2 separate regions of the Homo sapiens genome follow, and region 1 is linked to region 2. The links are chromatin contacts, found by Hi-C or POLR2A ChIA-PET in ENCODE. All regions are on one chromosome and are shown on one strand. The core of a region is the stretch at or near the end of the contact, and the rest is flanking DNA. Distances in the headings are between cores, read along the strand shown.

Region 1 (3,877 bases), core at 572-3,071, 55 kb before region 2:
TTCCTACTGTCCTCGGACTACGAGAGGTCAGAGTGGAGAGAAGCAATTCAGAAACTACAGAAGAAGGGTAAATTCCTGCCTCTTCCACGCTCCCCAATGATGTCCGTGGCATTGATGGGCCTTTTGTATTTCTAAGCGTTTCATGTCCAGTATCACGTCTTTGGCCCTCGCAGTCACCCTCAGAGGTGCCAGGGTGAGCGTTTAAGGATGTTACGGATTAATTGAGACCCAAAGAATCTAACTGATTGGCTGAAAGACATGATGATTTAGTCCTGGGACTGGACCCAGAGCCCAGCCTGGGCTTTCTCTCTCTCTCTACCTCTCTCTCTCTCTCACACACACACACACAGAGACACACACACACACACACACACACACATACACACATACACAGAGGCTGGGTACGGTGGCTTACGCCTGTAATCCCAGTCAGGAGTTTGAGATCAGCCTGGGCAACGTGGTGAAACCCCGTCTCTACTAAAAACACAAAAATTAGCCAGGTGTGGTGGTGGGCACCTGTAATCCCAGCTACTCAGGAGGCTGAAGCAGGAGAATCCCTTGAACCTGAGAGGCGGAGGTTGCAGTGAGCTGAGATCACAGCACTGCACTCCAGCCTGGGCGACAGAGTGAGACTCCGTTTAAAAAAAAAACGAAAACAAAACGCATACACCACACACACACACACACACACACACACACACACACACACACACACACACACACACACAAACCTCTTCAGTTAGATTCTCCTACTCTGACCCCTCTCGCAGCATCTACACCAGTCCTGCTGTGTCCACAAATCCTTCCCCCTCCCTCGCAAGGACCAAGTCTGCCCCAGGGATTAAGCCGTCTTCCTGCAGCAGCCCCCAGGGAAGAGCAGCCGGTCCTGGTGGACCAGTGCCCACGCTCCCTTCTCTCTCGGCTCTCCCTCCAGATCTCCAGGCCTTTGTCCTGAGCTCAGTGGAGCTCCAGGTGCTCACAGGATCCTGTTTCAAGCTTAGGACTGTACACAACATTCCTGTCACCAGCAATAAAGACGGTAAGCTCGGGAACCAGAGGTGGCCCAACCGGCAGGTCCCAGCCCTCAGAGCGTGGCCGGCTTCCCGTAAGGACTCAGACAGACATGTGGCTGTAAATGGCTGATCCCTGCTCGGCTGTGCTGAGACTGTTGAGTGGCCAGGACACAGCTTGGGTAGGGGTGACTGTCTACTGAGTTCCCAGATGACCCCAGCTTTTCCTTGGGCCCCTCTGTCTGGCTTGGGAGAACTGGCACCCTGGTGCACTGAGATTGTGCTGTTAATATATTCATGAGAGAGCAGACCCGGTAGATAAAATGGTGTATGGGAAATGAGGCTGGAAGTTTCCAGGGACCAGCTCTTGAAAGGCCTTGAATCCCAAGCAAGGGAGTTTGGAATTCATGCTGTAAGCCCGGGAGTCTGGGGGGGTTTTGAGCAGTGGGGAGCTGTGATCAGGGCTGGGAACTGACCGGAGTGGGTGTATTCTAGCTGCCTGTGTGCTGGGAAAGGGTCCACTTTGTGAACGGGGTCCTGAAGGCAAGCTTTCCTCGACATAAATCATTAGCAGAATGATTTATCATATTGGTCAGTTTTCAGTGCCAGGATAGGCAGGATTTGGAGGGAGAGACAGTACCCATGGGGAATGGTACTAAGTCCCTGGGCCAGGATGGTGGGTGTGCTGGACCCCCCCAGGCTGAGTGGAGGAGAGAAGGACCCCCTAGCCCTACCCCGGGCAGCTCACATATAAGGCCGCCGTGGCCTTCGGAAACTTTTTCATCTGGCCACCAGGTGGTGATGTTGGACCAAGACTCAGCTGAGTCTCATACCCCGTCTGCCTCCCGCCGGCCTGGGGTGGAGGCTGAGGGGATCCGCTGACCACCCTCTGCCCTGGGGGCTTTTCTCTCTTGCAGACGATGAGTCTCCAGGACTCTATGGCTTCCTTCATGTCATCGTCCACTCTGCCAAGGGATTTAAGCAATCAGCCAGTAAGTGCCCTGGCCAGGACGAGGTTGGGTGGGCCATTGTGGATTCTGCACTGCTCTGCCCAGGATGGGGCCCTGCCAGCACGCCTTTAGACATGGGGCATTCCCCTGGAGGCCAGAAACCAGCTCCTCTTGGCAGGGAGGTCACCCCTGGCCTTTGTCTCCAAAGTCCTCTTTCTCAAGCCCTCCCTGAAGCTGTCTGAAACCTAGGGGCCGGGCGCGGTGGCTCACCCCTGTAATCCCAGCACTTTGGGAGGCCCAGGCGGGCGGATCACGAGGTCAGGAGTTCGAGACCATCCGGGCCAACATGGTGAAACCCCGTCTCTACTAAAAATACTAAAATTAGCGTGGGCATGGCGGTGGACGCCTGTAGTCCCAGCTACTTGGGAGGCTGAGGCCAGAGAATCCCTTGAACCCGGGAGGCGGAGGTTGCTGTGAGCTGAGATCATGGCATTGCACTCCACCCTGGGCGACAGAGCGAGAATCCGTCTCAAAAAAAAAAAAAAGAAACCGAGTGCGACAAACACGTGGACTCCAACTTCATATCTGAGGGCGACAAACACGTGGACTCCAACTTCATATCTGCCCATGACAAGCTGTGTGACCTTGGGCAAGTTTCTTAACCTCTCTGGGCCTCCACTAAAAGGCAGTCACGCTTGTGAATTTTGACCCGAGAGCAGGCTGGGATATGATCGTGTGTGTGCAACGCTGGTGTGCTGCCACGCTCATCGCTTTTTCTCCCCTTCCCCCTTGTGGGTTCCTCATACTAAATCTGTTTTTAGTGTCTCACAAAGTAGGATTGCACTTTTTAATTTTTAAAAAATTTTTTTTTAGAGACAGGTTCTCCCCATGTTGGCCAGGCTGGTCTTGAACTCCTGGGCTCAAGCCATCCTCCCACCTCAGCCTCCCAAAGTGCTGAGATTACAGGCGTGAGCTGCTGCGCCCGGCCTGGTTGCGCTTTTTATCTACCTGTTATCCACACGGGAATCTGTGAGTCAGTTAGACAGCTAATAGTTTCTACCCATTTGCCAGAGGAGGTAACCGAGTCACAGAGAGGAGAAAAGACTTAACATCACAGAGGATCAGAAACCCTGACTCTCTCCCTCTCCACCTGCCCCTCCCACTCCCTGCTCTTCACTGGCAGGTGGGGTCTGCCCTCACCCCTCCCTGCAGCGCCCCACACAGAGGTGACTCCCCGGGCCGTTAGAGCAGCCTTTCCCAGGAAGCCTCCCTGAGTTCCTGGGGGCAAACTGGCCTCCCTTCTTTGTCCCTTCTTTGTGCCCACATCCCCTCAGGTTCCTTGTGCCCCCATCCCCTCAGGTTCCTTGTGCCCCCATCCCCTGAGGTTCCTTGTGCCCCCATCCCCTCAGGTTCCTTGTGCCCCCATCCCCTGAGGTTCCTTGTGCCCACATCCCCTGAGGTTCCTTGTGCCCCCATCCCCTCAGGTTCCTTGTGCCCCCATCCCCTCAGGTTCTTTGTGCCCCCGTCCCCTCAGGTTCTTTGTGCCCCCATCCCCTGAGGTTCCTTGTATCCCCATCCCTTTGAGGTTCCTTGTGCCCCCATCCCCTGAGGTTCCTTGTGCCCCCATCCTGCTCAGGGCAAGCTGGTTATGGCACCTGTCATGCTGTTTTGTCACTTAACAATTTGCGTCTCCCACTGTGAGTTCTCTGAGGGCGGGAACCAGGTCTCCTTTACCCTGGGATGCATGGGAGCTCAGAAATGTGGAATGAAGTCGTTAATTTACACAGCACCTACCGTGCACCTGGAGAAGGTGAGAACATGGCTGGCGTGTGGACGTACTCACATGTGCAAAGCCTGTGGCGTGTTCAGAGCCTCTCAGTCTCACGGTCCGCTCTGAGCCTCCGGCATCCCGCCGAG
Region 2 (3,057 bases), core at 1-2,500:
GGACATGAGCCCTGAGCAGGAACTCACATTCATTCCAAGAAAATGGCAAACATGACCCAAGGAAGGTGTTACCAGCTGGGTTTGACATCATCACTCATGTACAAACACTCGGGCCTCCAGGCCATGTACACTGAGTGTGAACGCTGGTTAAGAGTGTGTGGGCCAGAAGACAGGGCAGATGAGGAAGAAGGCAAAAAAGGAAAGGATAGAGGAATTACCGTATTATAGGAAAAAGGAGACTCATCACCACTGGCTGAAGGTGCCCAGCACTGTGTGGCCCCCACCAAGCGACCTGCCTGTGCCCCACCCAAGAGCAAAGGCCTGACTCCAGCAGTGTCATCCCCCCACAGAGCACCAGGGTAAAGCAGCACCAGTGCTGAAGCCCAACTGTAGACGGATTTTTTTTTTTTTTTTTTTAATATCCATGGCACACAACTAGGCCAAGAAAAATACCACAAGGTCAAGTCGAAAACACGACATGTTAAAACACTTCCTTGACCCTGGAGAACGAGGATGGTGGTGAACAGCCCCTCAGCGACGTCTGATCTTGGCCAGTAGCTGCTGTGACCGAGTCACCAAGATGACCACAGCAGGACCCTTCACATGTGGCCTCAAGCTCGGCCAGGTCCAGCAGTCACGTCGTGAAGGCAGTGTGTGCCTCTCGGCCGGCACAGGAGGGGCCCATCGAGTTCATGGATGGGATTTCACTGCATCCCAGGAAAAGGCTGGGCTGGGCTTCTTGAGGCAGGCCCTGGCAGATGTAATGAGCTTGGTGAGGATGACACAGTCCTCTAACAACCCTGCCTCAGCGCCCCATCCCCCGCTTCCCTGGGAGCTTTCTCATTCTTTCCCTTCAGATGTTATCTTTGGGCCACCCGGCACTATTTTTGGAATAGGGAATTTGAAAATAAAATACAAATAAACCAACCTTTTGAACTGTAAGGTGTGTGGCGGTGGGGGAGGGGAGTGTATTTTTAAAAAAAAAACAAGGATGACAGAACACAAAACAAGTGAGATAATTGGTTGGACGGCATCAGTCCGCCTTGCCCTGCCCTGGTATTCGAGACGGATAGTTGCATGGAGTTCCAAGGTAGAACAGCTTCCTGAGTGCCTGCAGAGACACTGTCACCTCTGTGCCCACAACACCAAACAACCTAGAGGGCCAGCTGTGGTCAGGCCTGAAGCTTTGTGGAGCTGAATTCCTATATGTCAACATCCTGTCTCCCGATCTGCTGTGAGAGAATCTGGCACGGGACGTCCTCTGTGAAGGCTGGCTGGAGTCCAGGAGCAGCAAAGTGTGGCTACCCCAAAGGCTGGAGGCAGAGAAGCCAGGCAGCTCCCTCAGAATACCAACGACATGAGGGAAAATGAATGTCTTCAGGCCCTGAAGCAAGGCCCTGGTGTGGTACAGAAACTGTCCTCCAGAGAGCAGCCCGGATCCGGGGCTGGCATCATCCTTCCCTGCAGGCAATTACTCTCACCGGAGGTAATAATCAATCGCAGCAGAGAAAGCAGCAAAACCTCCACAACCAATGGCCCCAGCCTTTAAGCCAGCTGTCAAACAAACAGAAAGAACATGACCTGTGGTGACAGCTGCTGGGTCACGAGGCACTCACGGAAAGTTGGCACACCCTCAGTGTCATGAAATGAGCTTAAGCACTGTAAGTCATTCAAACGATCATAGCTCTGGAAGACATCAATGAAGCAGTGTATATGATCTAATCCAGTGCGCTTTATCTAACTACATTTGTTTAGCTTTTCTCCTTCAAAGGGTATTTCTAGTCTTAGGGAAATAGCCCCTCGCAGGCAGGAAACTGGTTGAGAGAAGCAGCCCTCGGAATCAAATGAAAGCATATGGCCTTGACCCTGATTTGTTTATGGAATACATTCCTGGGAAGGTGATCAAAGCAGTACTGGAGACAGCAGAGCTTCTCAAAGAGGCCCTGGTGAAGCTGAACAATGGGACGACCGGCGGAGAAGTCAGTCCGTCATCATAAATGGTGCTTGAGGAGCAAAACCAGGTTTCATGACAGCAAATCATCCTGTCTCTCAGAAGATGAGAAAACTGGCTTTTTGCTCTGGGTAAGTTAGGGCATGACAGATGGAAAGTGGCCCAGTGATAAAACACTGCTGCTTCTAGGAAAGTCAAGTCACCAAGGCCCTCCACCACGCTCTGAATGGACATGCCAACGGGGAGAAGAGGCAGCAAATTGGTTTTCTTTTTTTTTTTTTTTTTGCAGCTGATAATCTAATATTTCTAGAATATCTGTACTTAGCATTCAATGGGTAGAAATCAGAATCCCCAAGGGCAGAAAGATATTACCATTATAATTTATATCTAAAATTAAAAGACAATTGTCTAGAATTACTGAGAAAAATGTTGGCCACACGTGGTGGCTCATGCCTGTAATCCCAGCACTTTGGGAGGCTGAGGCAGGCAGATCACGAGGTCAGGAGTTCGAGACCAGGTGAAATTGATCTCTACTAAAAAAATAAAAATTAGCTGAGCATGGTGGCGGGTGCCTGTAATCCCAGCTACCTGGGAAGCTGAGGCAGGGGAATCGCTTGAACCCAGGAGGTGGAGGTTGCAGTGAGCTGACATCGTGCCACTGCACTCCAGCCTGGGCGACAGAGTGAGATTCGGTCTCTTTAAAAAAAAAAAAGTTGTTACAACGGACGGGGGTGCTACTTGCATCTCGTGGGTAGAGGCCAGGGATACTGCTCAACGTCTTAGAATGCACAAAACAGACCCAATCCCGACAAAGATTCGTCTGGTCGAAATGTCAGTAGTGCCAACGATGGGAAACCCTCATCTAGATCCTACAAGTTTCCAAAACCGAGTTACCACAGAAACAAACATGATTTATTTGTCAGAGGGAAGAAGATCAAGTGTCCCTGGAACACTCGTGTGTTTGGAAATGACAACCTCAGCACGTTGTCCAAGGCCACAAAGAAAAAGCATTCGAGAGCCGTTTACTAACCTCTGAAACCAATAGCTCCTCCCGTGATGCAGCCACTGATGACACTGTTCTTCCAGTCTGATGTTCCCCGGTACTG

What was found. A loop is a pair of places that touch in the nucleus more often than their neighbours do. ChIA-PET counts read pairs that join two places held with the same protein, here RNA polymerase II (POLR2A). Pooled maps may share reads with other maps.
Region 1: a loop to region 2 is called in a map of heart right ventricle, with 4 times the contacts of the local background. The contact joins two enhancer-like sites. A Hi-C loop is called at or near these places in 68 of 168 maps with a recorded cell type or tissue (A673, CD14-positive monocyte, Caco-2 and 34 more), 6 of 37 single-sample maps with no recorded cell type and 40 of 50 pooled maps. POLR2A ChIA-PET finds 5 or more read pairs at or near these places in 9 of 52 experiments (AG04450, BJ, H1 and 6 more).

What each region holds. Positions count from the first base shown.
Region 1 is chr17:1,054,160-1,058,036 of GRCh38, reverse strand. It overlaps ABR (ABR activator of RhoGEF and GTPase), which reads left to right. Exons shown (of 23, transcript NM_021962.5): 12 at 1-67; 13 at 935-1,039; 14 at 1,928-2,002. Among named protein-coding and RNA genes, the nearest start is that of MIR3183, 34 kb to the right of the region's middle. Within about 2 kb of position 1,821, at least 9 of the 41 ENCODE cell types and tissues checked have a DNase peak (open chromatin) inside an H3K27ac peak, as active enhancers do; they include ascending aorta, dorsolateral prefrontal cortex, gastrocnemius medialis and 2 more, where a contact is called at or near this core.
Region 2 is chr17:999,509-1,002,565 of GRCh38, reverse strand. It overlaps TIMM22 (translocase of inner mitochondrial membrane 22), which reads right to left. Exons shown (of 4, transcript NM_013337.4): 3 at 2,982-3,054; 4 at 1-1,554. The coding sequence ends at 1,478. Among named protein-coding and RNA genes, the nearest start is that of TIMM22, 3.9 kb to the right of the region's middle. Within about 2 kb of position 1,250, at least 16 of the 41 ENCODE cell types and tissues checked have a DNase peak (open chromatin) inside an H3K27ac peak, as active enhancers do; they include ascending aorta, dorsolateral prefrontal cortex, gastrocnemius medialis and 2 more, where a contact is called at or near this core.